Regions from separate parts of the Homo sapiens genome. Here region 1 is linked to region 2. A link is an interaction called in ENCODE POLR2A ChIA-PET data of the cell type or tissue named here. Cell type or tissue: OCI-LY7. All regions are shown on one strand. Each heading gives the region's core, and the rest is flanking DNA. Links, peaks and the distances in the headings are about the cores only.

What was found. ChIA-PET counts read pairs that join two places held together with the same protein. Peaks named below come from ENCODE experiments on the same cell type or tissue, not always from the same donor. Only the 100,000 strongest peaks of a DNase experiment are listed, where the experiment ranks them.
Region 1: POLR2A ChIA-PET joins it to region 2 with 5 read pairs; 3 of 35 experiments call an interaction of 5 or more read pairs at or near these places.

What each region holds. Positions count from the first base shown.
Region 1 is chr11:43,755,441-43,772,114 of GRCh38, forward strand. The region is part of intron 3 of HSD17B12 (hydroxysteroid 17-beta dehydrogenase 12); the gene reads left to right. Among named protein-coding and RNA genes, the nearest start is that of HSD17B12, 83 kb to the left of the region's middle. RefSeq lists a silencer at 3,586-3,786. In OCI-LY7, for the core only: no CTCF peak of the experiment used is centred there; no DNase peak of the experiment used is centred there.
Region 2 is chr11:43,684,758-43,701,431 of GRCh38, forward strand. The region is part of intron 1 of HSD17B12 (hydroxysteroid 17-beta dehydrogenase 12); the gene reads left to right. Among named protein-coding and RNA genes, the nearest start is that of HSD17B12, 12 kb to the left of the region's middle. RefSeq lists an enhancer at 10,020-10,069. In OCI-LY7, for the core only: no CTCF peak of the experiment used is centred there; DNase peaks (open chromatin) are centred at 6,744 and 9,894; H3K4me3 peaks cover 3,967 bases; H3K27ac peaks cover 5,247 bases.

The sequences.
Region 1 (16,674 bases), core at 3,310-11,309, 68 kb after region 2:
TCAAAGACAAGGTCTTGGCCCTACACAGAGGATTGGTGAATGAATTACATTTATACATGGTTTAAGTGAAAATAAAATGATTACCATGTGTATTTATCTCTATGAGTCCTTGTTTTAACTAACTTCTCAGCTAACAGATCGTCCAAATTCTTTCAATGAGAATTGATGAGAGAGGATTTCTTCTATATTTTGTTACCAACATTACCACCTACTGCTAACATTTATATAGTGCCTTATTATTTATTCATTCTCTCACATGTATTGTCTCCTTTGATTCTTCCAACATACTTATGAGGTATATTTTGTTACTATTTCTTTCCAGACCATAGCTGGTCCTATTGGACAGATAGCTTCACTTCATCTTTAGATAAAAAACAGAGTGTATTCGTCTGTTTTTCATGCTGCTGATAAAGACATACCTGAGACTGGGTAATTTGTAAAGAAAAAGAAGTTTAATAGATACACATGGCTGAGGAGGCCTCACAATCATGGCGGAAGGTGAAAGGCACGTCTTACATGGTGGCAGGCAAGAGAGAAAATGAGAACCAAGTGAAAGAGGTTTCCCCTATAAAACCATCAGATCTCATGAGACTTATTCACTACCATGAGAACAGTATGGGGGGAACCGCCCCCATGGTTCAATTGTCTCTTACCAGATCCCTCTCATAACACATGGGAATTATGGGAGATGCAATTAAAGATGAGATTTGGATGGGGACACAGCCAAACCATTCACAGCGCCTTATTGGAGATTCCCAATATTAAATATGTTATATCTTTTTTTTTTTTTAATTATTTTAACCTTGCTGAGAGTACAGATCTTTACAAAGCTGAGCATGTGGTATATAGATATACAATATATCTTTGGCATTTGAAGCTTTTAACATTCAAGATTTCAGCTATGTAAATGCAACCCCAAAGGGCCAAGATATACAGTATTTTACAGTTTTGCTGAGGTCTGAATCTGAATTAAGCCATGACACTAATGAGCCTGAGGTAGTTACTGAGATAGTAGGTGAATTTAACATACTGCCTGGATCTTAGCACTGTTTCATTCTTAGCTTCTTGTAGTCTTGTATATAATAACTCTTAAAGTGATTTAAAAAATGTTGTGTTTGTGGGTGTGTCTAGAAATTGCCTCTCAATGAATGCATCTACTAGTTGCTAGAAATAAAGGTACATAGGCAGAAAGTAGATGCTTTTGACTAAATGGAATGTTGCATTTTGAAATGCTATGATATGAATGAATCTACCGTCTACTCGATACAGAAACAAGAAAAGCTACCTCATGACACTTTCAGCAAGTACTGCAGCCTGTACAAAGATTGCTCAGTGACTCAGAAGATATGCTTTAATGATATTTGAGAATTTGGTTAACTCATGATATGAGGTGGCACGTGACTGTTGGCAGAAATGTGATTCTGGAGAAAGAGAGGATTCTGTTCAAACATTTTCATGAAGGAACAGATGGTAAAGACACTGAATTGACCTTTATTAAAAGGCATGGGTTTTTATCCTTGTTAAAATTTTTGAAAAATGTTTTTCTGGGCATAATATGAATTTAATAGGAGAGGTGATATCAGCAGACTATGTCTTCTGTTCTAAGCTGAAAAAATACATAGAGGAGATTTATAAGTTAAGACAGATTTTTAACTGAGATGTAAATCACCTCTTTGGGAGGATAATGTTTGCATGAACATATTTATTCCAGGAGAAAGAAGGACCAGTATTTAATATTGTCAAAGACAGACTAACTCTGCATTCCTTTGATTATACCTTTAACACATCTTTATTGAATGCCTGTGTACCAGGTACTGTGCTAGGCAGTGAAGATACCATGGTGAACAAGGTGGCATGCAGTCCCTGTTCTCAAAGAACTTAAGTGCAGGAGACAGTAAAAACAAATAGGTAGGCCGGGCGCGGTGGCTCACGCCTGTAATCCCAGCACTTTGGGAGGCCGAGGCGGGTGGATCATGAGGTCAGGAGATCGAGACCATCCTGGCTAACAAGGTGAAACCCCGTCTCTACTAAAAATACAAAAAATTAGCCGGGCGCGGTGGCGGGCGCCTGTAGTCCCAGCTACTCGGGAGGCTGAGGCAGGAGAATGGCGTGAACCCGGGAAGCGGAGCTTGCAGTGAGCCGAGATTGCGCCACTGCAGTCCGCAGTCCGGCCTGGGCGACAGAGCGAGACTCCGTCTCAAAAAAAAAAAAAAAAAAAAAAAAAAAACAAATAGGTAAAAAACAAACAAATAAACCAAACCAAAAAAAGCACACACAAAAAAAACAGACAAATAAATAATTGCAGCCTATATTGAATGCCACAAAGGAAACAAAGGGCTAGAGAGATAACAATAGAGAAGTTCTTACTTTGTTGCAGCATGGTGAGTTTTGCGATTCGCAAGGTGATAAAAGGGCTAGAATAACGGCCTGTTGCCCATATAACAGCACTCCAGTAACAAAACTGGAGCCTTACTGAAAGACCTATCCTCTGGGCCCATTTGGGGGTATAATGGTGGAGGGATTGTGTGTGTGCAAGTTGCATAGGATACATGCACTAACGTTTCTATTTTCTTAAGCCTTGTTATGCAAGGGAATTTATGGCCCCCCAGTCTCATTAAACTGTAGCCTATTATGGAGTCCAAGTTCCAAGTTTCAGTCAGCCAACCAAGTCAACCAACTATATGAACTAAACATTAAATCCTAAATCTCTGGTAAGTGAATCATAAAAATATTTGGCCCAATCTGGTATTATATTGTTTTCTGTTGTGGGTGTCAGTGAGGGATATTTGAGTTAAGTCTTGAGGAGAAGAGGAATTCTTTTGCTAGGAAACTGCCCTTACTGTTGTGGTGGGGTTATTAGAGGATCTTCAAGCCAGAGAACGCCAATCTTGGGAGACACAGGCAGGAGAACAGACTAGTACTATTTCCACTGGAAAGGGAGGTTCAGAGTAGCTTGGGAGTCCAAGATTCTCAGTTTCAGTTGAGTCTGACCAAATATCCCCATCCCAAATCTCAGGGTCACACTTTTTCTCATTCAGTGCTTTCAAATGAGACTAGGTGTCTGTGGAATTCAACTTAAGTTGTAATTCTGCAACTGGCACATTTAAATCTGATGTTAGCAAGGTGAACTCCATGGCTATAAAACATAAAACTTTTTACTGGGGCTACCACGGAAGTTCTCTGGTTCTCTCATGGTAAATGTGAGCTGACAGTTTAGTGATCTGAACTTGCCGTTTTTATTCTATAAGTGCTCCAGTATATTCAGAAGAAGCCACAGCTTAGCACAGTCTTTGTACTCATCATTTCTGCCAAACTCAAATGTAGCCACCATTTGGTCCCTCAAGGCACTTCTCCAGTGGGTACTTCATTACAATTAACAGCCAGGGTTAATTTGATGAACTGTCATACCACTTATTGCATAATGGATTGCTAGTATCCCATTTCCTATTGGGAAGGGGCTTAACACTATGTCTAAGCCCAAGGACACAATCAAACCAGTGCAAAAGTCCTTTGAAGTTTGTCTTGTGATCCTACTCCTGAAACTAATTCGTGGATCAGGCAGCGCCCAGTCAGGAAACAGAAGTCACACAATTTAGTTTAACCAGGATAACTTGTCTCTTCTAGTCCAACATTTAAACTCACTCCAATGGGTTGAACTCATCGTTCTTACTTCCCTGTGTGACTGAAAGACAAAAAGAGGAAATGGGGGATTGATGAGGAAATTACTTGACAAGTGAAAAAAATCAAGGACTTTTTTTTTGGCTGCTCTCACCTTCGAAATCTGTCATCATATAAACTTGGGCACTTTATATCAAGAAGTAATTCCTTATGAATGTGGAGGGTAGCCTACTCATCAGTGTCAAAATTTTTAAGAAAAATTTTGAATGGATTATATGTAGTTAGTAGGACACTAAATGTTTCACCAACAATGGATAAGTGCTTTGTCAGGATTGACTGCTTTGATGAAATTACAGTTCTTTGTAAGGATACCTGTCACCCTTTTAATTAAGACAAGCTGAAAGCCATCACACATGTAATAAGCTTATTTTATTATCATTCTTAGCCAGGATTATTCATATATTAAATATTTTTGCCAATTTTGATTCATCAAAGAAAAAAACTAGAAATTTTTTTAACACTGAGCTGAGTTTTTATTTGCAATAAAGCATAATAAAAAGGAGACTAGCTTTCAGAACAACCTGTTGGTTCACAGATTGTAGAGATGGTGATATTTATAATTCATATTATTTTACAGTCCTTTCTTCCTTCTCTTTTCGTTTCATTTCTTTTCTTTTTTTCTTTTTTGAGACAGAGTCTTACTTTGTCACGCAGGCTGGAATGCAGTGGCCCAAATATGGCTCACTGTGACCTCAACCTCCCAGGCCCGAGCAGTTCTCCCACTTCAGCCTCCCAGGTAGCTGGGACTACAGGCTTGTACCACCACACTTGGCTGATTTTTTTTTTTTTTAAATTGAGACAAGGTCTCACTCTGTCATTCAGCCTGGAGTTCAATGGCACGATCTTGGCTCACTGCAACCTACGTCTCCCAGGTTCAAGCAATTCTTGTGCCTCAGCCTCCTGGGTAACTGGGAATAAGAGGCACGTGCCACCATGCCTGGCTAATTTTTGTATTTTTAGTAGAGATGGGGGTTTCACCATATTGGCTAGGCTGGTCTTGAACTCCTGGCTTCATGTGATCCACCCACCTCGGCCTGCCAAAGTGCTGGGATTACAGGCCTGAGTCACTGCTCCCAGCCTAATTTTTTTGTTTGTTTTTTCTTGTATTTTTCGCAGAAACAGGGTTTCGCCATGTTACCCAGGCTGGTCTCCAGCTCCTGAGCTCAAGCGATCCTCCCACCTTGGCCCCCCAAAGTGCTGGGCTTATACATGTAAGCCACTGCGCCCAGCCCACGGTCAGTATTTCTGATTGGATGCAGTTTAATAAACTTTGATTTTTAAAACTGCATATTTCTTTCTTGGATTTAAAAAAATCAAACCATGAGATTTCTCTTTTTTGTAACTTATCTCAGGGTGTAAAGCTTTTGGATGGTCCTGTAACTCCATGGCTTTATCTCTTGAAATGCAATGCTTTTTTAGAAATGTAAATCTTACTGGTCTATAGTGAACAGAAGAGTAGGATAAGGTAAGAAATGTCCATTTCACTTTTTCAGGCCTTACTTGGAATTAAATTTCTATAGTTAAGATATGAATTTGACCAAATAAGTTTGTTCCACAATTTTCTGATGCAGTAATAATACCATTAATACGATGCCTTGTTATATTTAGCTTGTTTTGTTTTCATAAGTACAACAGGAGGCATTAGTAAACACCTGTAGACCTTTTCGTTTTATGTCTAATAAAACTAAAACCACATGATGTTAGGATTAGAGAGTTAATCTCATATAGCCCCATGAGTCATATTTTTAAAACTGCTTCTTTAATGCTAGAAATATCTTTGTTGCTCGTAGAGTTTATATGTTACAGGGCCAGGAATAAAACCCATCCATTTTGCCTCTACTGGTTTTGCCCATAGTACCTGTAACTGTAGAGATATTCTACAATTTTGTCAATGTTCCTGGCCTTCCAGAAAGTGACGTTCTGTACTGCCTGTAAGACAGACTCCACAAGGCAGTGAGCTAGTCCCAGGATAGTTTCCTGAAAGGTCTTTGAAGCATTGTTTCCACATAAGAGAATCCTTGTTCCTTACTAGTGGGCTTGTCATGCTTAATTAAATGAAATTTACCATTAAATGAAACATTTCTGTTATGGTCATGGTTACAAAATTGTTTTATCTAATTATATCCTGATAGGGAGAAGGATAGATTCTTACTGAGACAATGCAAATAATTACATTGTCATGTAAAATAAAAGAACTCAATAAAGGCATGTTGTAGAATATTTGGCCATTGCTTTGATTAGTTTTACAGACAAGGCCAATCAATATGTGTTGTATTTTCTATATAATTAACATCTTTAAATTTATCTAATGATTTACCAGTTTATATTTCAGCTACTGTTGCAGCGTAACAAACCACCCCAAACTTATTGTGGTAAAGGAACAACCATTTTAGATGCTCACAAGTTTTTCTGGTCAGGAATTTTGTCAGGACTTAGACAATCCTTTTGCTCCTCATGGCATTACTGAGGTCACTCAGTGATATTTTGCTGACGGATGGTCTGGTCTGGAAGATCTAAGATGGCTTCTCTTAACAGGTCTAGTGACTTGGCAGGAGATGGCCAGAGGCTGGACTTAGCTGGGACTGTTGACTAGAACACCTACATGTAGCCTCTCTAGCATAGCCATATCAGGGTAACTGGACTTCTCACATGGTAACTATATTCCCCCAGAGTGAACATTCCAAGAGAACCAGGCAGAGGCTTATGTCTTTGTTGCCTGGTCTCAGAATTCACGTAGCATTATTACTACCATACTCTGTTGGTCAAAGCAGTCATGAATCTGCCCAGATTTAAGGGGAGAGGAATAGACTCTACCATTTGATAAGGGAGTGGCATGGTAACTTTGGCAAAGAACATATGGGATAGAAGATATTGTTGGAAAATACGATCTGGATTTGGAAAATACAATCTGCCAGTTTATAAGCTATATTAAAGTTTCCCAGGGAATATTTTTCCTGAATTCTGTGGGATCAGTAGGAAAAACATAGAATTCCAAGAGCGTTCATTGCAATTTGCCCAAGTATGGCTAACTACCATGAGGGTTAGTGAAAAATTAAGAAGAAAAAAAAGACGTTTTCTCAAAATATTAAGTTTTTTCTGGTTCTATTTAGTCTTGCAAAATTAATTTTTGTTCCATTGGTCAGCAGCATGCTTTTACAAAATGTTTAATTTTGGAATATAGAGTCCTATAAATACTAACTCAATTTCCTGGTACAATTTGTCAGATTGTCTGCTTTTGTGGCAATGTTGGGTTACACTGAGCAGGAAGCCTGACTTACACTGAGAATGAGTTGATTCTCTGCAGCATCAGTAATAGCCAAGAGTCCAGATACAGCCCTTGCTGAGGCTAATTAGTCTTTTGATGATCTTCCTAAAGACTCTATTTTCTGACATTCAGTTTATGGCCGGGGCCCTTAGACAAGCTTGAAGGAAATGTAGCAACCACCTGTTAATAAGACTGATGGTTAATTTATTATAATAATTACCACTGTCAGAATGGAATCCCCTAGTGGGATATAATATGGAACTAATTAATATGATTTAGTCAGTGATTATCCTGAGGGTATGAGCCTTATCATGGACATTAAAGGAATTGATACCTCCAGAGACTTTCATAATGTGTGTTTTTAAATTGCCAACTATTAAGAGTATTTTGTACTTGTTGATAACGTAATCTTAGCAATCAATTTGTTCATAGTTGTGCCAGTCTTTGCATAGAATCATGAATATGTTTCTATTCATCCTGAAAAGTAGTACATGTTGAGCCATATTTATTATTAATTACACCTTGCCTACACATAATTGACCAGGGTGTTGAGCTTCTCTTATTGATTTAATAGTTCTTCCCATATCATGGGCTTGATAAACAAAGCAGGTCTCATAAGAGAGCTGAACTAATTAAAGATGTGGAATATGCTATGTATCTAGTTACACCTAATGTCCTCCTTGCTCAGTAGTGCTGCATAGCGGTTAATCAAGAAGCACTGAAGATAGTTTGGGTGTAAAGTATATCTTAACAATTTTATTTTTCTTCATCTGAGGCCCAAATTTGTGAAGAGACTAATCGTTATACTGACATATAAGCATAAGTCTTAGGTACCCAAGACAAGAAATGATTATAGTCTTAATTTGGTATGACAGCAATTAAAGCATAGCTACAAGAAATAATGGTTATTAGCAAATCTAGCATATACAGAAACAAGAAACTTTTGTTCGAAAATCATTCAACAACATGACAAAAGTCAACACAAAAGCTCAAAAAGTTAACAGGCTCTTAGGAAGTGAGAGTATTCTAAGGAGATAAGGAACCTTTACTAGCCAGGCTGGATACTGAGGCGCATAGTAATTTTGATAGCTTTATCATTAAGAGAAGACTATATTCTCAAAGATCAATTTTCTTCTCAACAACTGGTTCCAGACAGTTTAATTCATAAGCTTTCTTTGTTGATTTCAATATATTTTATACCCTTATATATATATATATAAGGTTATCTTATATATATATATATCTTATCTACATATAAGATATATATATAGAGAGAGAGAGAGATGACAAGTTAATACTTTCAACTAGCTTAAAATACGTTAACTTTACATTCTGTGATTATTCTTCAAGTTGTTGCACATACCACATTGAGTTCTCCATCCTAACTGGAGTTTTCTGTATGAATTTTAATCTTTAGAAATTGTCCAGGGCAACCAAAGATTCTCTTTATTTCACTTGCTGTGATATTTGTATAGTATTTCAAGGTCAGTTAAGAATTATAGATATTATATTTAAGTTGACATTGCAGAGCAACATGATCATTGTTGATACCACGTTTGTCCAAGAGGTGATATTTGAAAGTTTTCCACAGATGGCGTGAAGAGTTACTTAGTTTAAATGATTTGGGGAATGTCTGAAGTTCACAAGTGTCAAGCCTTGGCATTATATTTCATACTGTGATAATATCAGAAGATATATAGCTATTTTTAAAATTAAAGTTATCAAACCAGTTTTAATTTGGTTAGGGATTTACCTTAATTAGGAGTGTAATGTGAAACTTGGATTCTTATATAACTCTGAATTTATTTACCAATATTAGAAATGTTTCAAAAGTTTATGTTAGTACATTTTAAAATAATGACTAGTTGTTAGCCAAATATCTGAATTTTAAAAACTATCACTGTTTGAGCTGGCCATTTCTGTGGGGAATGATTTGTCTGAGATTGCCAGCACATTTAAAGCCTCAGAAGTTTTGTCCTTGTCTAATAATTTTGAGTTTTTTTCTTCTTAGATTTAAATAAGCACTTACTAAGTCTCTATAAGCTATCCAGAACAGGGGCTTTTCCAAATTTGAAAGAGAGAATTGATGGGCAGTATTGTTCACGTCTTCTGTATCCTTATTGGTTTCCTTTCCACTTTCTCCATCAATTATTTTGAGAGGGGCAATGAAATCACCGACTATAATTATGGATTTGTCCTTCACAATTTTTCTATTTATCTGTTATTAGGTGTATTAACATTTAGAGTTGTATGTCCTCTTGATGAATTCACTCTTTATCATTATGGAATGACCCTCTTTATTCTTGGTAATAATCTTTGCTCTGAAATCTACTTTGATGGAAATTTACTTTGTCTAGCTTTCTTTTGATTAGTGTTAGCATGGCATTTCTTTTTCCTTTAATCTATAAGTGCTTTATATTTTAAATGGGTTTCTTATGGACAGCATAGAGTTGATCTCGCTTTTTTATCTAAATTGATGGTTTCTGCCTTTTAATCGGGGTCCCCAGACCATCTACATTCAGTGTCATTATTGATTGAGCTAAAACCTACCAATTGCTTTTTGTTTGCTATTTATTCTGTCTGTTCTTTGTTCCCTTTTTCATTTTTTCTGCCTGCTTTTGAATTGCATGCTTTTTATAATTCTAATTTTATTTCTATCCTCGGTTTGCTGACTGTATATCTTTTTTTCTTTCTTTTAAAAGTCTTATATTTACATACATATTAACATTTCTGATGCTCTTCATTCTTTTATGTAAATGATTTCAATCAGGAATCTTTTATTTCCCTTTTCCCCTGTCTGAAGGTCTTCCTTTAACATTTCTTGTAGTCTGGTCTGCTGATGATTCATTCTTTTTGTATATCTGAAAAAAAAACCCTTTACATTTGAAAGGTATTTTCTCTGGGTATAAAATTATAGATAGATGGTTTCTTTTTGTTTTCTGGTACTTAAACTACTTTGCTTCACTGTCTTCTGGCTTGCATTGTTTCTGATAAGAAGTCAGCTGTTATTCTTACCATTTTATCACCATGCATAATGTGAGGTTTTTCTCTTTTCTGGTTACTTCTAAGATTTTTCTCTTTATCACTTAAGTTTTTTTTTTTTTAATTATTATTTTGCCTCTTCTTGTAGTTTCCCTACTTGGAGTTTGTTAAGCTTAAATTTAAGTGTTCATAGTTTTCGGATAGTTTCTTCATCTCACACTCTTTTTCTGGGACTTTAGTTACGTATATATTAAGTTGTCTTAACCCACTGATGCTGTCTTTAGTTTTTATTTGAGTTTCTTTTCTCTCTGTGTTTCATTTTTGGACAGTGTTTATTTATATGCCTTCACATTCACCAACGTTTTTTTCTGCAGTGTCTAATCTGCTGTTAATTCTGTTAGTGTATTTTAAATCCAGACATTGTCCTTTTTCTCTCTGTATTAAAATTTCTGCCAATTTTATATCTTCTACACCTTTTCTTTTTTTGAGACGGAGTCTCACTCTTTTGCCCAGGACGGACTGCAGTGGCACTATCTCGGCTCACTGCAAGCTCTGCCTCCCGGGTTCACGCCATTCTCCTGCCTCAGCCTCCCGCCACTACAGGCGCCCGCCACTGCGCCCGGCTAATTTTTTGTATTTTTAGTAGAGACGGGGTTTCACCATGTTAGCCAAGATGGTCTCGATCTCCTGACCTTGTGATCTGCCTGCCTCGGCCTCCCAAAATGCTGGGATTACAGGCGTGAGCCACCGTGCCCGGCCTCGCCTTTTCTTAACGTGCTCACTCTCTAGTTTCTTGAACATATAGAATATATCTATCATAATTATTTTAATGTGTTTAGTGTTTTGTCTACGAGTTCCTCAATTAGTAGACTACTAATTAGTAGACAGACTTGACTGCTGGGCTCTATCTGAATTCCTCTTCTCCTCATAATGGTCTAGAAAATCTCTCCAGACTATAAGCTAGGGTCATAGGGCTCACCTCATTTGTTTTCTTTCTCTTAGGGACTTCTGTCATGCATTCTTTATTGTCCAATGTCTGGAAACCATTGCTTCATATATTTTGTCCATTTTTGTTCAGGCTGGTCAAGTGATGTCCAGTTTTTTAGTTTAAGGCCAAGGAATAAATCTAGTCTCTGTTACACCGTCATGGCCAGAAGCAGAAGTCCCTCTCCCCTCCTTTGTTAACCATCATAGATTTCCTGGTAAATATTACCATCATTGCATGTGTCCATAAATGTTTGGTCTACATCACACTTTTAAAGAGAGACAAGGACACAATTCTTTTGTATTTCGTTGTACCAGGCCTAGCATGGTTTAATGGGTGTGGGCACTTAGTAAGTATTGTTTTGGTGACTGAAGAACTACTGTGAAACTTCCTCATGTTCTTACTCTTGCACAGAAAGATATTTTGAAATTTAGCTTATGGTCCAATTTTGGCACACATGGTTTTTTAAGCCAATATGAGACCATGTTGTAAAACTGTCTAACTAAACGTTTTCTCTAAGTGTAGCTTATTTCAACTTCATTACTGTTTGTTACCAGTCGTTTACTCTGATAGAGAAAAACATCTGTAATATGGGTGGATATTTTGTTAAAAATGTAGCATACCCACCAATTAGTTGGCCCAGCTAAATTAGCATGTGTTGGTCTGCATCTCCAATTAAGGCAGCTGCTTGAATGTTGCTGTTCTACAGCTGGCATTAGGGATGTGGGAGTGTACTCCACCGTGGCCAGACACTAGCTGTACCTCTCAACATATTTGCCTATGTTTGTATGGTTTCTTTAAAACAGTAAAGGGTCTTTCCAATTGGATTATTGATGGTTCAGTGACTTTTGTGTAAAAAAAAAAAACACTTTTTTTGGTTGGGAAATGTGGGACCAAGGTGTTATTAAATGAGTACCATTTAAGTAGAGAATGTTTCGCCTCCCACTTTTAAAATTTGGTTGTTGTTCTAAGTGGATAATTGGAATTTGAGGTACAACCTTCAGCTATAAAAGAATTTGTAGAATGGCATATTCTTGGAAACATTTATAAAATTTAGTAGTTTTATGTGGGGATTGCTTCCTTTCTTATCATGAAAAGAAAGTACTTTGAAACTTTTATTGAAAAGGTTCACTTTAACTTGATTTTTCCATCAAGTGAAGTTAAATATTTTCTTGTCAATTACCAGTTGTTTTGATCATCTTATTTTGCCATTATTTATTAAATGCATATTTTTGTTACATGCTAATTTTTAAAATAACTACAAACCAATTAGGTAATTTAAATGACCTAGCGTTATGTCTAATACTAGAATCAAAGAGAAAAGGAATTCATTAACACCAATAGGAATTTTCACATATTTGAATTATTTCATTTCTTTGCTATTAAAAGCCAATAGAATTAATATTTAACAACACCAGGCCACTAAGAATAGAAAAAATGATATGGAATCAACTTTTAATGTGCTTTCATTCTGTTTAATGCTGTAGAGATGTACAAAATCTAAGACGCAATCATTCTGCAATACCTGATGAAAGTATTAAGTCACAGATGTAAATACATTTAACTTTTATGGAACACTTAATCATATTCAGGCATGTTTGGAAAACATACTCCTCACATGATTTAAAAGGCATCTCTGTTTAGGAACTGCTGATGGATCAATACTCTCATTTTATAAATATGAAAACGAAGTCTGGGGAGAGACCAACTCACATCCAGTGAATGGCACAACTAACTGAGTTCTAATCTTTGACTTCTTGTGCTGTGTTCTCCGTGACTCCATGCTTTTAAGTGTACTTTAAGTATTGTAGGTGGGTAACTGAATAACTTTTGGAAGGTGCATCCCCAAAACGTAATGTCAGAATTACATCACATCAACAGATAAAACACAAACTAAATTAAATTTGCAGCATGACTATGTTTGAATGCAATTGCCTGTTGGAGTTATTATATTATTTAATTGATATATACAATAATTTTTCCTTTTTAAGACATAGCCATGCCCTTGTATTCATTTATTTAGAGACAGAGTCTCACTCTGTACCCCAGGCTAGAGCACAGTAGCACAATCTTGGTTCACTGCAGCCTCTGCCTCCTGGTGTGTCCAGAGTTGGTTCCTTCTGGTGGGTTCTTGGTCTCACTGACTTCAAGAATGAAGAAGCCAAAGAGGTTCCCCTTGAGTGTTATATAGCGCTTAAAGATGGTGTGTCCAGAGTTTGTTCCTCCAGATGGGTCCAGAATTTATTCCTTCTGGTGGGTTCATGGTCTTGCTGACTTCAAGATTGAAGCCACAGACCTCACTGCGAGTGTTACAGCTCTTAAAGGTGGTGTGGACCCAAAGAGTGAGCAGCAGCAAGATTTACTGTGAAGAGTCAAAGAACAAACATTCCACAGCACAGAAGGAGACCAGAGCGGGTTGCCGTGGCTGGCTCTGGTGGCCAGTTTTTATTCTCTTATTTGGCCCCGCCCATGTCCTGCTGATTGGTCCATTTTACAGAGTGCTGATTGGTCCATTTTAAAGAGTGCTGATTGGTCCATTTTTACAGAATGCTGATTGGTGCATTTACAATCCTCTAGCTAGACACAGACTGCTGACTGATACATTTACAATCCTCTAGCTAGACAGAAAAGTTCACGAAGTCCCCACCAGACTCAGAAGCTCAGCTGGCTTCACCTCTCACCAGGTTCAAGTGATTCTGGTGCCTCAGCCTCCCAAGAAGCTAGGATTACAGGGGCCTGCCACCACTCCTGGCTGATTTTTGTATTTTTAGGAGACACAGGGTTTCACCATATTGGCCAGGCTGGCCTTGAACTCCTGACCTCAAGTGATCCGCCTGCCTCAGCCTCCCAAAGTGCTGAGATTATAGGCGTGAGCCACTGCCTCACTGCCTTAAATATGCTGGCCCCTACTGTGTATTTAAGCGTGGCTTTAAATCAGTACAATTAGTAACTAAAGAAAGCTAAACAGTTTTTATATTCTAAAACAAGCTTTGATTAAAAACAAATAGTCTTACAGTAATATTTTAAATGTTTCCTGAAAATATAATGAAATAAGCATCCATAGTTGATTCTTAGAGCAATTATGAGGACACTGAGACCTGGCAACGTCACCCAGTGCACAGTAAAGCTGAGCTTCAATTGCCCATCACCTAATTGCAGGTCTAGTTCTCATTCCACTTCTAGATTGTGATGTTGATATTTCTAACTGTTCACCCCCTTCCAGTTTTCCTTTATGGTATTAATCTAAAATCTCAAGGCCTCTTGAATGTATGACATTGTTTTTCAATTATGAATCACTTAAAATCAGTGTTTTTGACTTCTATTTCTGAAGTGAAGAAATAGAATGGAGGATGCTGCTGTCACTACCCATTTCTAGAAAGCCTTTATTCAGTCTTTGTGTGCCTTTTACTAGTGGTTTATGTGCCTGGATGTTAGACCAGCAATGTGGGGGCCACCCTCATGTGTGAGTCTCTAGCTTTCCTCCTGCTTCAGTTTGGCTATTTTGCTTTGATCAGTTTTGTAAATTCCATTTTGTATTCTTTCGATAGAAGGGCCTATTGCAATAAAGTGAAAATCATTGCTCAGAAAATTCTCCACATTTTCTCTACCAATCCTTATTGCTTCCTTCCAACAAAGGACTTATATTACTCAAAGTGTGTCTCTACGTGCCTAGCCCTCTATCCTCAGAGAAAGAAATGCCATCTTCTCTAAAAGCTAACTTTTCCCTGGTATCTTGATCCCCAGTGTCTTCCTGGTTCCTTAGGACTTGTTCCCATAGCATTCCTCTCCATCTGATATGTCTCAAACAGTTACACTATAGACAAATTTTGTTGAGCTGATTGTTTGTTTTAAAAATCAGTACATTTCACTTACTCAAATCTGAATTTATATTTTCTTCTGAAAATTTACAGGATCTGTTAACCCTGGGCCCAGCATTCTTGCAGGGCAGCAATCCACTGGAGCTGTGTCCTTTAGATGGGAATGCTCCTGTCAAGTTAGCCCAGCCCACTCATATAGTGCAGCACCTACTTGCTTTTATTAGGACCTCTTCACTTGCTTAAGTAATGGACTTGGCACTGATGACATTTAACTCTCTGCCGGGCACAGTGGTTCACACTTGTAATTCCAGCGCTTGAGAAGGCCAAAGTGGGAGGATGGCTTGAGCCCAGAAGTTCAAAAGACCAACCTGGGCAACATAGGGAGACCGTGTCTCTACAAATATAAAAAGTACAAAAATCAGCCAGGCTTGATGGTGTGCACCTGTGGTCCCAGCCACTGGGGAGGCTGAGGTGGAGGATTGCTTAAGCCTGGGAGGTTGAGGCTGCAATGAGCCACTGTCTCGTCACTGCGCTCCAGCCTGGGTAACAGAGTGAGACCCTGTCTCAAAAGAAAAAGAAAAACAAGTTTGCAGTCTTTATTATCCTTTAAGGCCTCTTAGCCTTGCAGGACATCTAAAGAGAAATTCTATATTGTTTGCAAGCCATTTCAGAATATTTGTAAGACGCATAGAACATTTTAGTAATAGGATTTGCCTTATTTTCAGTGAAATTTATTTCTTCTATTATGGTATATTTATAAATATTCTCCACTAATTTTGCTTTTGTCACATAACAAATATCTATAGATATGAATACTAAAACAATGTAAACTTCGGACATAGGAAAATCACAAAAATACGCATGTACAGGTTAGTGAGTGATTAGAGAGGGAGAGAATCACACGCTCCCTACTACTTTTTGTTTTTCTCCCCAGAGGGAGCCACTATCTTAATTTCTAACATTATCATTTAATTTTGACTTCTTGGACTTTATAGAAATTGTATGATACAGTATAGTTTCTTTTGAGTTTTGGCTTCTTCAGCTCAGCATTAATGTTTGTGACATTCATCCATATTTTTACATGTAGCTATAATTCACTCCTTTTAATCGCTTTATGAATGTATTACAATTTAGTTGTATATCCAATTGTTGATGGACTTTTGGGTTGCTTCCAGTTTCTGGCTATTATCAATAACGTGACTATGAACAATACTGTACATGTCTTTTGGAGCACATATATACATTATATACATTCATTTCTGTTGGATATATATGTAGGAGTGGACTCATATTCTTTTTTTTTTTTTTTTTTTTTTGAGACAGAGTATCGCTCTGTCACCTAGGCTGGAGTGCAGTGGGGCAATCTCAGCTCACTGCAACCTCCACCTCCCGGGCTCAAGTGATTCTCCTGCCTCAACCTCCCCAGTAACTGGGATTAAAGACACACACTACTATGCCCAGGTAATTTTTGTATTTTTAGTAGAGATAGGGCTTCACCATGTTGACCACACTGGCCTAGGACTCCTGACCTCAAGTGATCGACCCACCTCAGCCTCCCAAAGTGCTGGGATTACAGGTGTGAGCCACTGCGCCTGGCCTCACATTCTTGATAGTCTCTTTCTCATGTATAAAGCATTGCTGTTTCTTTCAAGATCTTTGGTACTGAGATACCGAGTACATTTCTCAAGATCATATTACAAATATGGTAGCAGACTCAGAATTTGCACCTTTGTTTCTTCTATAAACTGTCACCTTAAAAACAAAACAAGACAAAACCAAAAACATTTGATGAGACCTGTAAATCTAACTATTTTCATTTATTTTGGTAGTTTTTATAAGTTTTACAAGTAATTGCATATATATATATATCTCTGTCTCTCTCGAAAGCTGAACATCTAACCTTTTTATTTAACTGCTTTTTAAAGTTTTCAACCTACAAAATTTTA
Region 2 (16,674 bases), core at 5,601-13,600:
ACTTATGTTCACAGGGTTGTGCAACCATCATCAAATCTAATTTCAGAACATTTTCATCTTCCTTAAAAGAAATGCTGTACCCATTAGGCCCTTCACTCCCTGACCCCCACCCGCTCCAGCCCTAGTCAACTACCAATCTACTTTCTGTCTACGTAGGTTTGCCTGTTCTGGATATTTCATATAAATGGAATCATACAATAGGTGTTCTTTTTTGTTAGTGGCTCTTTGATTTTTGCATAATGTTTTCAAGTTTCATCTATGAAATCTGTACTTCATTTTGTTTGTATTGCTGAATAATATTCTGTTTTGTGGAGTGAGGTCAGATTTCACAAAAAAAGTCTTCAACCCTTTGTTCTACCCTCTGGATGTTTACATTAGCAAATCTCTAAGATGTAGCTTCTGGTTGCTGATGGAACTCGTTTGGCTTTGCAGTATTCCAAGGTTCTCCTAATTCAGTAGATAGTGAGGACTTAAAAATGGCATGGAATGGTGTGGTTCTCCTCTGGAAAAACCATTCATGAAAACATGCATCAAAGGATTCTCAAAATCACAGGTATAATCACAATTTCTGTTTTCACATTGGTTAACTGCACAGGGTTAACCTCAAATGACTGAAGAATACTTGTGTAACTAGAGCTTATTAATAGTAGGTGTCTTTCTTTAACAAGAGTTTGTGATATCACATGATTTGAAGAATTATATATGAAATGTTAGTTATTTAAATTGACAACCCAGAAGAAATATTAATAACTATCATTTATTGAATGGGTGCTTGAAATGTGCCAGGAACTTGAGATTATTTTTAACCTCTTTGAGCTGTGCTCCGTTGTCCCCAGTGGACAGAGGAAGAATCAGAGGGTTTAGTAAATTGCTTTCATTATCTATGGTTTCATAGCTATTAAATTGCAGAGTCAGGATTTGAAACCAAGTCATCCGTTCTGCAACATTCGTACACTGTATGTTGGTGATGGGCCTACAGACTGGATGAGTACTCGGGAGTAGATTTCTTTATACCTACAAACTTTATTAAAAGCTTTTTGATTGAAGACACACTTTCACTTTTTAAAATTTAAATTTTTGTTTTATTTTTAAGAACAATCTCAGACCAAAAAAAGGCACAGTTTCAAATTTGCACATTCATGATTTTTCTGGAAGGATTGCAGAATAGTTGGCACATTTTGGGATCAAGTAGCTTGGGATTTTCTTCAGATTTGCAACCATAAATCTTGTCGTATGAGAAAATACTGGAAAGTTACTAAGGTGCTTAACAAAGCAAAGGGTTTGACAGTCATCAGAATGGTGGGATTTGACTTCGAATGCTATTTTCTGTTTATCGCTCTGGCATTCTTGAATGGATTTAGTGACTCCCTGGAGGTCCAGCTTGGTAAATGTCATATGCTTGCTGTTGACATTCTAGTATTGGGGTATAGATACCTGTTCTTACTGGCGAGCCAATGTTGATCGCAGTAGTCATTACATGGGTTATGTTTTTCGCAGAGGCAGGGAAGGTGAGGGAAGGCAGAGAAACAAACTTAGTCATAAATGTTTTTGAATATTTGTTTATTCTGCCCTTTGGCTCCCGAAAGGGAGTACGTGTGCCTAAATGGAAAAAGTTCTGCAGATTAAAGTTGGCAGGGCAACTTTCAAGTACTAGTGCTGGAGTCTACATAAGAGGAAACAGATGCAACTGAAGATTGGACCTAAAAGCATACCTTTATTTGATTTGGAGGAAAAACCAAAGAGGGAGGTTTCCTGGGATTACAGATCCTGAGTTTACATTCCCTGAATATCTTTTTCCCTCACTCCCCTCCCGACTAGCCCCCATTGCTCCCACCCTGTTTTTTTTTTTTTTTTTCCTGTTCTTTCTTTCTGTGCAACACTAACTTTCCTATTTAGAGGTCAAACTTGAACTTGGAGACCCAAACCTAGACTTGAATTCTAGCTTCCCTACAGATTTCATAGGCTTATTGTGAAGGGTAAATGAGAATACTTATTCTCTGTAAAACAGATAGTACATAAGTGCTTGATAACTTGTTATTATTATAGTATTATTAGCCTTAGTAGCACTGTGCTCTGATTACCTGAGCTAATTGCCAGGGTAGGGTTTAGAAGAAAGAGTTGATATCTGGGTGACTACATTGTCAGATAACTGAGATTACCATTGCTACTTGCAACTGAGAGTGTTGAGCTTTAAAACTAATTTTTTGTTGTTGTTGGTTTTGGTTGGTTGAATTGAGGATAATTTATTTCTTTCAGTTTCAGAAAAATTTGTCAGATTTACATAACAAAATTTATAAGTTTAGAATGCATGGGTAAACGGATTTGAATAGATCAGTTTCAGTGCCATTAAAAGCTATTTGTAGATAAGGATAAGTTAAATGTATATTTTAAAAACAGTGCATCCTTTATTTCATTTCCCTTCTTGTCACTCTTAGCAAAACAACATGTAGCAATTCATATGCATGTCATCTGGGATGGATTGAGATTAAGGTTAGGGAGGCAGGGTGAGCAAAGCCCTCACTGGGCTTGGTGGAGAGTATGACATAACACTATTCATTTGCCCATTTATCCACCACAAATACTGTTGAGTGCTAACTATAGACCTTATAATAGTCCAATGGGATGACAAACAGTAACAAAATGAATAAACTGTGCTATGGTAAGTGGTGAGAACAGGAAGTATTTGGTCCTATGAGAATTTGTGAGGGAAAGTTCTAGAGCTGTGCTGGGGAAGCAGTGCCTCAGCTGAGATCTGGCGGTTGAGTGTAAGTGAGCAAGCTGGAGTGACAGGAAGGGCAGAGGGAAGAATGTTCTTGGCAGAAGGAAAAGCAGTTGCTAAATTCCTAGGGCAGGAAAGGGCAGGGCCCTCATGAAACGAGGGCTGAGTGACGAGCCAGGAAAGCTCAGATATGAGTGCCATGGAACTGGAGAGGCAAGAAGGGCAATGAGCAGGGCCTTCAGCCTTTATCCTGGAGCAGTGGAAAGCAGTTGAGGTGATTTTAAGCAGAAGGGTAACACTGTTGTGTTTGCAACTGTAAGCCGAATTTCTTGTTTCTATGACTTCCCTAGAGTTATTGCCGGCCCTCTTTGGGAAAACATTGTTACACAGAGATAGATCAGTCTAGGTATTCAGATAAACTCAGTTAAAATTGCCTTTTTTAAAATGTCAATTGGCTGGGCGCAGTGGCTCATGCCTGTAATTCCAACACTTTGGGAGGCTGAAGTGGGCGGATCACTTGAGGCCAGGAGTTTCAGACCAGCCTGGCCAACATGGCAAAACCACATCTCTACTAAAAATACAAAAATTAGCCAAGTGTGGTGGTATGCACCTGTAGTCCCCGCTACTCGGGAGGCTGAGGCACCAGAATAGCTTGAACCCAGGAGGCGGAGGTTGCAGTGAGCCGAGATTGCACCACTGCGCTCCAGAGTGGGCAACTGAGCAACACTCTGTCTCAAAAAAAAAAAAAATTTAATGAATACAATAAAATGGGAATTTATGCTTTTTGTAAGGGATGCTACTTTTGTGCACTTCTTAGTTATCATCTCTCAGAGACCATTTCTGTCTGGGGGAAAAGTCTGATCACTGTGGTATGGGAAGTTCTTCTCTTACAGGGACTGAGTGATGGGGTTATTGAAACACTGAAACTAGGTTATTGCGTTGTCATGGTAACTCCATAATACCATGGTGTGGTAGTTGAGAAGCTTGCCACAAATCTGTATCAGAAAGAACGCTTTGTTTTATTTGTCGATTTTTGTCTACAAAACAATGCGTTTGCCCTATCTCTAACTGGCAATTCCAGGAAAACTATCCAGTTTCTGGAAAGTTATCTTTGCCACCATTTAGTGAAGTTATTTCCATTTAAATAACCTAGTCATTGTGGAAGAGAGGAAGGGCTAGACAGTTTAAGAACTTGAACAATTGGTGCCTCTCAAGAGTATTACATTGGGAAACAGTATAGCTAACAAACAGATTGGCTTTGGAGTCAGTGGGCAAGCTGTGCTGTTACTAAGCTGGTTGACCTTAGGCAAAAATAGTTAACCTCTGAGCATAACTTCTTTCATTTTTTAGGGGGATGATACTTTTCGGGATTATTATGACAATTAAATGAGATGTAAATGAGGTTCTAGTATAGTCCTTACTGTATTTTTATGAATATTAAGTAACATATATTTAAGAGCATCATTTGTTTGTATAGATTACTCTTATTGGATGAAAAGGGATTGTTGAAACTAAGAAATAATTGTAGTTCACTCAGCAGGTATACACTTGAAAATCTAAAATTATGAACAGACCAATTAGGAGATGACTAGTGCTACTGCAGAAGAATTCCTTGCTTGGGTAAAAGATTTACTAAGCAGTTCCTTTATATATAGATCCCCTTAGTGAGTAAATCTAAGATAGGAAGGACTTCAAAAAATTTGGTTATTTATAATTTTTCAATTACATTTGTAAAAACCTTAGAGTTATCTTTAAGTCTTCACCACATGCAGCCTTTTAGGAAATCCCGTTGACTCTGAACTTCAAAATATCCAGAATCTAGTGAGTTCTAAGCCACCACAGACTCTTGTCTCTCTAATAACAAGTTTCTTATCTCTCTGCTTCCACCTTGGCTCTCCTGCAGTTGATTCTCACACAGCAGCCACAGTGATCCTTGACAAGCTTTGGTCAGATTATGTGATGCTCTGCCTAGATCTCTCTAGTGGTTTCTCACCCACTCAGATTAAAACTCAGTATTTGTCTCGTGGCTTTGAATAAGGCTTTATTTTATTTTATTCTATTTTATATTTATGTTTATTTTTATTTTTTGAAGCTGGGTCCTGCTCTGTCACCCAGGCTGGAGGGCTGTGGTGTGATCTCAGCTCACTGCAGCCTCTGCCTCTCAGGTTCAAGTGATTCTCCTGCCTCAGCCCCCCAAGTAGCTGGGACTACAGGCGAGTGCCACCACACCCTGATAATTTTTTTGTATTTTTATTAGAGACGGGGTTTCACCATACTGACCAGGCTGGTTTTGAACTCCTGACCTCAGGTGATCCACCTGCCTCAGCCTCCCAAAGTGCTGGGATTACAGGTGTGAGCCACCGCACCCGGCCTGAACAAGGCTTTAAACCACCTGCTTCCTGCTTCCATTGACCTCTGACCTCATCTCCACTACTCTTACTCCGTTCCACCCACATACACCTCTTGCTGTTCCTTGAACAACCTTGGCATTGTTGCTTTGGGGCCTTTGCTTTTTCCTCTTCACGGAATGCTCTTCCCCCAGATATCCATGTGACTGACCCTTCTTACTCTCCTTCAAGTCTTTGCAGAAATATCACCTTTTCAATGGAACCGCCCCTCCTACCTATAAACTCACAGTCGTTTCTCCCTCACTCCCACTCCTATCCATTACCCTGCCCCACTTTTCCTTTTTGTCATAGCACTTGTCACCATCTCCCCTACTGTATACTTTGCTCATTTATGATGTTTCTGTTAGAATGTGAGCACTGTAAGGCAAGGATCTTTGTCTTTTAATCTCAAGCACCTAGAACAATGTCTGTACACAGTAAGTGCCAATGTACCTTTGTTGAATTAATGGAAATATCTGTTAAGTAAGGTATTCATACATATATATATATATATATATATATATATATATATATATATATATTTTTTTTTTTTTTTTTCTGAGACAGGGTCTCACTATATTGCCCAGGCTGGCCTCAAACTCCTGGGCTCAAGCAATCCTCCTGCCTTAGCCTCCTGAGTTGCTGGGACTATAGGCATGTGTCCCAGCTGTGTCTGGCTTCCAGTCTTTTTAATATTAAGGGATAATGATTTTTGTGAATTATCTTCTCTTTTTACATTCTCTTATCAGCTACAAATCTAACAAATATTAGCGGTTTCCCAACCTCTAAGAATGAAATTATTTAATCTAAAAATATAGAGTAACCTCAGGACGAAGTTCTCCTAATACAGACTCTGGAACTAGATTACCTACTTTTGAATCCCAGCTCAGCTAGTTACAGTGTTATCACCTTAACTTCTGTGTGCCTCAGTTTCCTCATCTGTAAAATTGGGATAATTATAGATTGGAAATACTGATTAAATGGGGCTAACTGATTTAATGTGTGTGGAATACTTAGACTACTGAGAACACTACCTGACATTTCAATGTTAAATACTATAGAAATGATAGCAGATATTATCTGATGGGATGATTCTGATTTTATCCACATGCATCTTTTCCCGACTTTCCCTCAAATTTCTAAAGACACTGCATATTCCCTTCTAGATGATTATCAAAGTCGTCAATTTTAGTATGTCTAAAATTTAGCTTTTCTACTCTCCCCAGCGTGTTCTGGACTTCCTTATTTTTGCTAATTATGTCATCGTCTTGCTAGTCATGAAGCTCCAAATCAGAGATGGCAAATTCTGATGCCTCAGGCAGGTCAAGTAAAATGAGTGAAGTGGACCAGGTGTAATGCATGTCAAGACACTGTCCAGGTAACCAGGCATGGTCTCTAGTAGCAGCCTTCAGCAACACTGGCACAGTCCTCTCAGATTTTCACCAGCAGCCCAAATCTAGATTTTCATATAGAAAGTTTCTTAATTGTTTAGAGTTGATGCAAATTTCTCAGGTTTACTCTGTGGACCAAATAAATTATGTCAGTGGCTAGATGCATCAAGTAGCCAGTTTGCTCCCTCATCTCTAAGTCTTAGAATCATGCTTTCCTTTGCACATCTAGACAGGAAATTGCCAAATCTTGCTGAATCTACCACTACAGTCTCTCTCGCATCCATACCTTCCTCTATGTTCTCCTAATATATTGCCTCCCTACCAAATCTTACACTCACTCTGGCGCAAGTTTAATCTACCAGTGAAGCCTCCAATCAAGTTACCCCTTCCTTATACCTTACACATACAGGTCAGAAGTTTCATAATGTCTATGCAAACATCAGGCTCCTTGGCCCTTTTGATCTTGGCCTTGTGTCTGTTTCTGATGTCACCTCCTTTGCACCCTTCCTTGGATGCATCCTGGATGACGTCCTGTGTCCCAGACATGCCTGTGCTTTCCTGCTTCTTGCAGCCTCCAGGGCCTTGCTTGTGCAGAGGCATTTAGTAGGTTTTGGTGGTTGTTGCATGTTGGCCTCACTCTGCCTGAGGTGCTCTTTCTCATATTCCACACTCTTCCTCACTCTTCCTGTTTGTGAAATTCTACTCATGTTCCAGAGTGTCAATTGTGACTTTTTGCATTGAGAGCTTTCTAGATGATAGTGACTGTGCACTTTTGGAACTCTAATAGTATTTCTTGTATTCATTCTGGTGGGCTTTTTCACAGTTTACCTTATTAGTCGTGTGTATGTATATGTGTGCATGTATCACTTCATTTGCTCAAAAGTGTATTTGCACTATAATATTTCATGAGTGAATACTTTTTTCCTTGAGGTTCTGGTGTATTTCAATTGGGGGGTCAGATGTTTTGCTTTAGTTTTCTATTTTTTGTTCTACTTTGCAAAATAATTTGTGAACTGTTTTTTCTCCTTCTTCTGAAACCTCAAGTGCTATACATCTAAAAATGCTAGATTGAAAATAAACCAAGGCTGGTTAGACAAAGCTGGTTACAGAGTTATGATAGCAGGGCTGTCATACTAGTTTTGAAAATGTATAGTGCACTGAGATCAAAAAGATGTCCTTGAATAGTATTGGTAACAGGCTAACCTTTCTTCATCTGTGGTATCAGGAAATTACAGGGAGTTACAGGGAACTGAACACTCTGCCATATTTAATAAACATTAAATATAAATTTGGTAGTATATTTATTATTCTTTCCCAAATCTTTACAAAATTGTTGTGAGTAGATTTTCCTTTAGTAAGAAAGATTTCTCCAATTAAAGTTTTAGTAACACCTTGCTAATTGGTAAGGCTTATTGGTAAGACTAATTCGTGAAAAATTAAATTCTAGAGTGTGTTGACCAAAATGTAGTTTTTAATTTTGAAATTGTGATAAAATAAGTCCATACCTTCTGGAACTACCATTCTTTTTGAATTGTTGAAGACTCTGGACCAAATTCCCTGGAAAATCTCTTTGATAGTAAATACATTGAATAGTAAGCATATAGAACCAGAAACTGCTATAAAGTTAACCATAGAGCATTGAGTATATAGTTTATTTGCTTCATGGAAATAAATGAATACTACAGTTGGTTGACAATTTTTACACAAGTTTAGTCAGCCATTTTGTGAAAAAACTTGAGAAAATGAAAAAAATCAGGAGGCAGAAGAGAATCATGATAGAATAGCAGAACTGGAAGGGATGTTAGCAACCTCTTCACTTCAATTATTAGGGAAATACATGCTGGAAAAGGTAATGACTTGCCCAAGATTATGCATCCAGTTAGAGAATGGCCAGGCCAGACAGTTCAGTGGCAAAGGGCAGAAGTGGTGGATGCATCTGTGGTAGATTGATTAAAAGCAACGATAGGAGCGATGAGCAGCAGGCTCTGACAGCAAAGTGGAAGAGATTTGTCTGGGTTGAATTAGAGGAAAGTGGTGAGGAGGAAAAGCAGAGGTGATTTAGTGATAGTGATGAGGATGCTGGCAGAACTGGACATCATCACACATTCCTGAAACTGGTATGAGGCAAGAAACAGTCCTCTCTATACAAGAGCCTAAACTCTTAAAGAAATGATATGTACCTTTTTAGCCCTTAAGGATGCCATTATGCCATGCTCTTGGTACACCCTACATAGATGTTAAGACCAGGAGGCACTTGTTCATTGTATATAGTGGTGCAAGCTAAGTTAGTTGATCCAATATCTCCTACCCAGAGTCTCAGCTGTGCTTATATCCCAAACTACTGATTATGTTGATGACACTTAATTCCCAAGGAAATACTGCATTTAGTATATGTTCCTCAAGGTGGCCAAAAAAGAATATAGTATTTTTTAGAAATTTAAATACCAGTGTAAAAAAATCCTTTAATATTCCTAGTCTGGAGAAAACTTCTTCAGATTGATTTTACTGTAATGACTGGCATTAACTGCTCATAACCAAGCTAACTTCCAGTAGGAATATTGTCAGCTTTGCTTTACTGATAGCTGAGACTCTAGTCCTGTAGAAGCAGTACTCATACAGTAGACAGGTTCCCCTGATCTTGCACATCCAATCTTATAATTTTGCCGTGGAACAGGAAGCTACTGCTTATCTGTGTGTTCCAATGCCTATCACTGTCTGTCATGTGTAAGGAGGCGATGATCTCCTTACAGATAACGTGAAAACAAAAGCCACATTGGGCTAGACAACAACATTCACACATTCTGAATTAGAGCAGGCTGATTTAATAAAATGTTACTGTAATGGTGACATTTTAATTTACAGAGCCCTTTTCAAGTATTCTTGAATTATTTCCATAACAACCCTATGAGGCAGGTTAGGGTTGGTTTTGTTATTTCCATGTAATATACCAAGACCAGATGGAGATGCAGTGACTGGTATAAGGGTTACACAGATAGTAAGTAGCAGAAGAAATTGAATCTAGGTTTTCTGACTCTAGGCTCCATGTTCTTTCTAATTTACTGCCAAAGCTGCTAAATAAGGGTGATTTTAAGGCCATTTGGAATACTTGCACATGAGCTTACAAGTTGGAGAATTTCTCAAATGTTGCTTCAAAGTGAAAGGTTGGCCAGGTGTGGTGGCTCATGCCTGTAATCCCAGTACTTTGGGAAGCTGAGGTGGGAGGATTGCTTGAGCCCAGGAGTTCCAGATCAGCCAGGGCAAAAAAAAAGAAAAAAGAAAAAAAATGAGCCAGGCATGGTGGTACATGCCTGTAGTCCCAGTTACTCAGATGGCTGAGGTGGGAGGATTGTTTGAGCCCCGGAGATTGAGGGTGCAGTGAGCCATGATTGCACCACTGCACTTCAGCCTGGGTAACAGAGCATGACCCTGTCTCAAAAAAGAAACATAAAAGTTAAAGGTCTGTTTATATCATGGCAGTATTCAAATTCATCTGGATCATATGAATCAGTCCAGTGTGCTCATTAACGTTACATTCTAGGGCTTTACTACAGACCTACAGAAAAAAAATCTGTAAGAAAAGAGCATGGGACCATGTATTTTTAACAAATAAGATGATTCTTAAGGTCATGCATTTTGGGGGCCAGGCACGGTGGCTGACACCTGTAACCCTAGCACTTTGGGTGGCTGAGGTGGGCAGATCACTTGAGGTCAAGAAGCTCTAGACCAGCCTGGCCTGGTCTAGTAGAGATGGTGAAACCCCATCTCTACTGAAAATACAAAAATTAGCCCCAAGTGGTGGCATATGTCTGTAATCCCAGCCATTTGGGAGGCCGAGGCAGGAGAATTGCTTGAGCCTGGGAGACAGAGTGAGACTCTGTCTCAAAAGATCATGCATTTTGGGAAACACTGGACTAGCCCTAGAAAAAACAGTGGATTATCCATGCAGGCTTTTTAACCAAATATCTTCTGAATACCAGGGCTTGGTTTATAATAGTGAGCCACCGTGTCCGGCCCAGATGGGTTTTTAAAAATTATCTTTATTGGCCGGGCGTGGTGGCTCGTACATGTAATCCCAGCATTTTCGGAGGCCGAGGCAGGTGGATCACTTGAGGTCAGGAGTTTGAGACCAGCCTGACCAACACGGTGAAAACCGGTCTCTACTAAAAATACAAAATTAGCTGGGCGTGGTGGTGCACGCCTGTAATCCCAGCTACTTGGGAGGCTGAGGCAGGAGAATCACTTGAACCTGGGAGGCAGAGGTTGCAATGAATTGAGATTGCACCATTGCACTCTCGCCTGGGCAACAAGAGCAAAACTTCGTCTCAAAAAAAAATCTTTATTATGAAATTAATATAAATGATATCTTTTAATGATGATTCTTAAAGAGGCAATAGACTGAAGAGGATGTTCTAATTAGTCTTCTTCTTCTTCTTCTTCTTTTTAAGCCTTTTAAATGATGAGGAAGGAGGAAAATGGGCTTAGGTTCTACCAGAAGAAATTTAGATTTTAGTTGGCCATCTGGATGACCTTTGTAGTAATTAAACAGTCAGATTGGGTCATTCCTTCAGCAGATAAATAAATAAATACATATATTTCTAACTTTTATTTTAAGTTCAGGGGTGCAAGTGAACGTTTGTTACATAGGTAAATTTGTGTCATGGAATTTTGTTTTACATATTATTTCATCACCGAGGTATTAAGCCTAGTACCCATTATTTTTCCTGATCCTCTCCCTCCTCCCACCTTCCACCCTCCGAAAGGCCCATGTGTATGTTGTTTCCCTCTATGTGTCCATGTTCTCATCATCTATTATAGTTCCCACTTATAAGTGAGAACATGTGGTATTTGGTTTTCTGTTCCTGTATTAGTTTGTTAAAGATAATGGCCTCTAGTTCCATCCATGTTCCTGCAAAGGACATGATCTTGTTCTTTTTTATGGAGCAGATAAATATTCATTGTGTGGTGATTATATGCTAGGCCCTGTGCTGGGTATGAGAATATAGTGATGAGCAAGAAAGCCATGGTCTCAAAGTTCTGATATCCGGAATCTACAAGCAAGTTAAACAAATTTATAAGAAAAAAAATCATCAAAAAGTGGGCAAAGGATATGAACAGACACTTCTCAAAAAGACATTTATGTGGCCAAGAAACATATGAAAAAAGCGCAACATCACTGATCTTTAGAGAAATGCAAATCAAAACCACAGTGGAATATCATCTCATGCCAGCCAGAATGGCGATTATTAAAAAGTCAAGAAACGATAGATGCTGGTGAGGCTGTGGAGAAATAGGAACACTTTTACACTGTTAGTGGGACTCTAAATTAGTTCAACCATTGTGGAAGACAGTGTGGCAGTTCCTCAAGGATCTAGAACCAGAAATACCATGTGAGCAATCCCATTACTAGGTATATACCCAAAGGAATATAAATCATTCTACTATAAAGACACATGGACACATATGTTGAATGCAGCACTATTTACAATAGCGAAGACATGGAACCAACTCAAATGCCCATCAGTGACAGACTGGATAAAGAAAATGTGGTACATACACACCATGGAATACTATGCAACCAAAAAAGGAATGAGATCATGTCCTTTACAGGGACATGGATGAAACTGGAAGTCATCATCCTCAGCAAACTAACATAGGAACAGAGGACCAAACACCACATGTTCTCACCCATAAGTGAGAGTTGAACAATGAGAACACGTGGACACAGAGAGGGGAACAACACACACCAGGACTTGTTGCGGGGGGTGGGAGGCAAGGGGGAGGGGAAGCATTAGGACAAATAGCTAATGCATATGTGGCTTAAAACCTAGATGATGTGTTGATAGGTACAGCAAACTACCATGGCACATGTATACTTATGTAAGAAACTTTCACATTCTGCACACATATCCCAGAACTTGAAATAAAACAAACAAACAAAAAGAAAGCCATGGTCTCTATCTCTGCTGGTCTGGCAGAAGACACAGACATTATATAAGCAGATCCAAAAAGTGTTACAGGAGCCGGCTATGGGGGCACTAACCTGGTTCAGGGGCTTAAGGAAGGTTTTCTGGAAGAAGCAACATTTAATCCAAGATGTGGAAGAAAAGTAGAAGATGATGATGTTCATAATGGTAATAAGATGTAATGTTTATTAAAAAGCTTACCATGTACCAGGTACTTTTCTAAATATCTTAATTGACTCATTTAATCTGCACATAATGTAATAAGGTAGATCCTATTAATATCTCTGTTTTAGTAAAAGAGAGCTAAAATATAGAGAGGTCAAGCAGTTTACCCAAAGTCACATAGTAAGTGGAGGAGCACCTGGGCTTTGAACTGAAGTCTGTCTCCTCAATTTCCTCTCTTAGCCACTATGCTAAACGGCATTGATAAATTAGAGATGGGCAGGTGAGGGGTGTTGGAGGACAGGGGACTATTTCAAGCAGTGAGAACACCTTGGGTGAAGACCTTGAGGAAACTGAGACCATTTCAGGAAGTTTTTCTAAAAGAAGGTTGAGAGAGCTGGGGCTGAGAATCCTGAGAGGAGAGAGGCAATAGATAAGACTAGAGAAATGTAGGCAGGGGGCCAGATCCCACAGGCCCTTGAGTCTACAGTAAGAGTTTGTTTATCCTAAGGACAGTGGGAAGTCGTTGAAAGATTTTAAGCAGTAGAGTGTCATGATCAAGTTTGTACTTAGGACAGTTTACTCTGGCATTTTGGAGAATGGATGTGGAGGTAGCAACTCAGGAGGTTGGGAGACCAGCAGGAGACTGGTGATGGTAAACCAGGCATTGGGTGGTGGTGGCTTGGATTAAGGAAACTGAGACAGGGACTGGGAGAGGGAGTCAGACAAGAAAGAGATAGGAGGTAAAGTTATGGGCCCTTGTCATAAACTTATGATTGTGGGGCTGAGGGAGACAGCAGAGTCCAAAAGGACTGTGAGGGGTCTGAGCTCTGGGCACTGACATAAAACACTAAGAGAGATCAGGCTTTGGGAAGAAAATAATGAGGTTGATTTCTGACAGGTTCTATGTGGATATCAGGCAGTCTTACTGTAGATTCGCACCAAGCTGAGCCTAAGTCCTTTGGTCTAGCCATCATTTAAGTTGTTCTAAATTAGATGCTATATTTTATAGTCTACAGAAAAGTGTGGTGCCTCAGCAATGTAATAGTTTAGGAAAAGGAAAATGTTATTTTTTAATAAGTTGAGTGTATTCCATGTAGCACATTGTGCTATAGTTGGGTCAATCCGTTTGCTATTTTCTCTTTGGGCAGAAAGTATAGTGGAAAGAACGGGTACAGGATTATCACAGGACCTGAGTTCATATCTCATCTTCCCACCTTTGGCACTTATTAGTGTGGAATCTTTGATCAGCTATTCTGTTTTTTTCCATCTATCAAATGTGTTCAAAAATCCCCACTTTGTCTAAGATATTAAGAGTCTTTGGAAGCGTGGTAGAAAGTACAAAGCATTATGCACATACAAGGCACTGGGCCTTTTCCCCTCTTCACCTTTCAATTAGAAACCTAGAAATAGAATTGCCGTATGAGTTGATCAGCTTGTGTGAGGTTCACATTGCTTCAAGATTTATTTTGGGGTCTGTTGCAACTTTGTTGTGATCAACACCTGAGTCTCTTGATGTGATTATCTAATATATATCAATTTTAGAACATACCTAAAACAGATTTTTTAAAGCAATTTTTGTTAATGTAAGCTTGTTTCTAAATTAAAAGTTAAACTAATGTAACCACTAATTGTATTTTAAAGAGATGCCTTAAGCTTCAACTTTATTTTTAACATATACAAAAGGTATGTATGGTTAGTTACTACAGTGGATTAAAGATATAGTTAAATTATTGCTAGTGAAGTATCATTTCAACTATGGTATAATTGGAAGACTTTCATAGCTTGACATAACTGTTTAAAGTCTCATTATTTTATTATAAGCATTATTATAAGAGATTATTATAAGTTCCTGTCATTTCTCACTCAATACCCCACTGTTCCCATCTCATGCTAAAAGATATTTAGAGTTCTTTTTCTTTAGCTTAAGGCTTTTTATTATTCTCTTTTTTCATTTTTTCCTCTGGGGAAGTGAGAAAGGAATGTTCTCATTTTTATTTAAGCTAGATTCTGATGAATTATGATGTTAATGAGATAATAGTACCTTTTAGATATCTGTAGCAAAAGTATCATCTTTGAAATGAGGAAATATTTTCCAGAATATACTTTGAATCAATTTTTAAAAAATACTAAGGAGTATATATCCAAATCTTCTAGTAATTTTAGCTCCAAAATATGTATATTTGAAAATTGTGAATTACTTTTTGTTTTTTTCAAATTGTTTGTTAATGTTACTGCAAATGGAGACATTTATTTTTCTCTTCTCTTGTGTTCCTATTTTAGTTTGGGTTCTCCCAAAATCAGATGTTGAGACACATTCAAGTTCAGTTTATTTGAAAGGTGATCCCAAGAAACACCAGTAGGGAGGAGATAGAGAAGGGAATTCAGCCAATTTGGCCAGAAATCTAATAATCCGATCAAAAAATGGGCAGAAGATTTGAATAGACATTTCTCAGGACATACAAATGACAAACAGGCATATGAAAAAGGTGCTCAACATCACTGATCATCAGAGAAATGCAAGTCAAAACCACAGTGAGATATCATCTTACCCAGTTATGGCTTATATCTACAGGACATTATCAAGCACTGTGGCCCACTGGAGCTTTAGCCCACACAATAACTCTGGAGCTAGAGCAGAACTCAAGTTTCAGGGTTATCTTATCTGAGGGGCTGGGAAGTTTGGGTATTTATACACCAGTGGCCTTAGTCACTGGATGAAGGCTGTTGATGGGGAGGAGCCTGAGTTCCCTAGGACTTCTAGTCTACCGTGTACTTGGCATTGCTGGCTTCAGCCACCAGAAAAAGTCCTAATTTATTTATTTATATATATTTTTTTAATTTGTAATTTTTGTGGGTACACAGTAGGTATATATATTTTTGGGGTACATGAGATATTTTGATACAGGCATGCAATGAGAAATAATCACATCATGAAGAATGAGGTGTTCATCCCCTCAACCTTTTATCTTTTGAATTACAAACAAAAATGTACAATTAAGTTATTATTGACTACAGTCGCCACATTGTGCTGCTATCAAATGGTAGGTCTTAATCATTCTATTTTTTTTTTAACCCATTAACCATCCGCACCTCCCTCCCAGCCCCCCACTACCCTTCCTAGCTTCTAGTAACCATCCTTCTACTGTCTGTCCATGAGTTCAATTGTTTTGAGTTTTAGAGCCCATAAGTAAGAGAACACACAATGTTTGTCTTCTATGCCTGACTTATTTCACTTGATACATGATCTCCAGTTCCATCCATGTTGTTGTAAATGACTGGAACTCATTCTTTTTTATGGCTGAATAGAACTCCATTGTGTATATGTACCACATTTTCTTTATCCATTCATCTGTCGACGGACACTTAGGTTGCTTCCAAATCTTAGCTATTGTAAACAGTGCTGCAGCAAACATAAGAGTGCAGATATCTCTTAGATATATTGATTTCCTTTATTTTGAGTATATACCCAGCAGTGGGATTGCTGGATCAAATGGTAGCTCAATTTTTAGTTTTCTGAGAAAGCTCCAAACTGTTCTCCATAGTGGTTGTACTAATTTACATTCCCACCAACGGTGTACAGGGGTTCCTTTTTCTCCACATCTTTGCCAGCATTTGTTATTGCCTGTCTTTTGGGATATATGCCATTTTAACTGGGATGAGATAATATCTCATTGTAGTTTTGATTTGCATTTCTCTGATGATCAGTGATGTTGAGCACCTTTTCATATGCCTGTTTGACATTTGTATGTCTTCTTTTGAGAAATGTCTATACACATATTCTGCCCATTTTTTGATCAGATTATTAGATTTTTTCCTGTAGAGTTGTTTAGGCTCCTTATATATTCTGGTTATTAATCCCTTATCAGATGGGTAGTTTGCAGATATTTTCTTCCATTCTGTGGGTTGTCTCTTCACTTTGATTGTATCCTTTGCTGTGCAGAAGCTTTTTAAGTTGATGTGATCCCATTTGTCCATTTTTGCTTTAGTTGCCTGTGCTTGTAGGGTATTGCTCAAGAACTTTTTGCCCAGACTAATGTCCTTGAGATTTT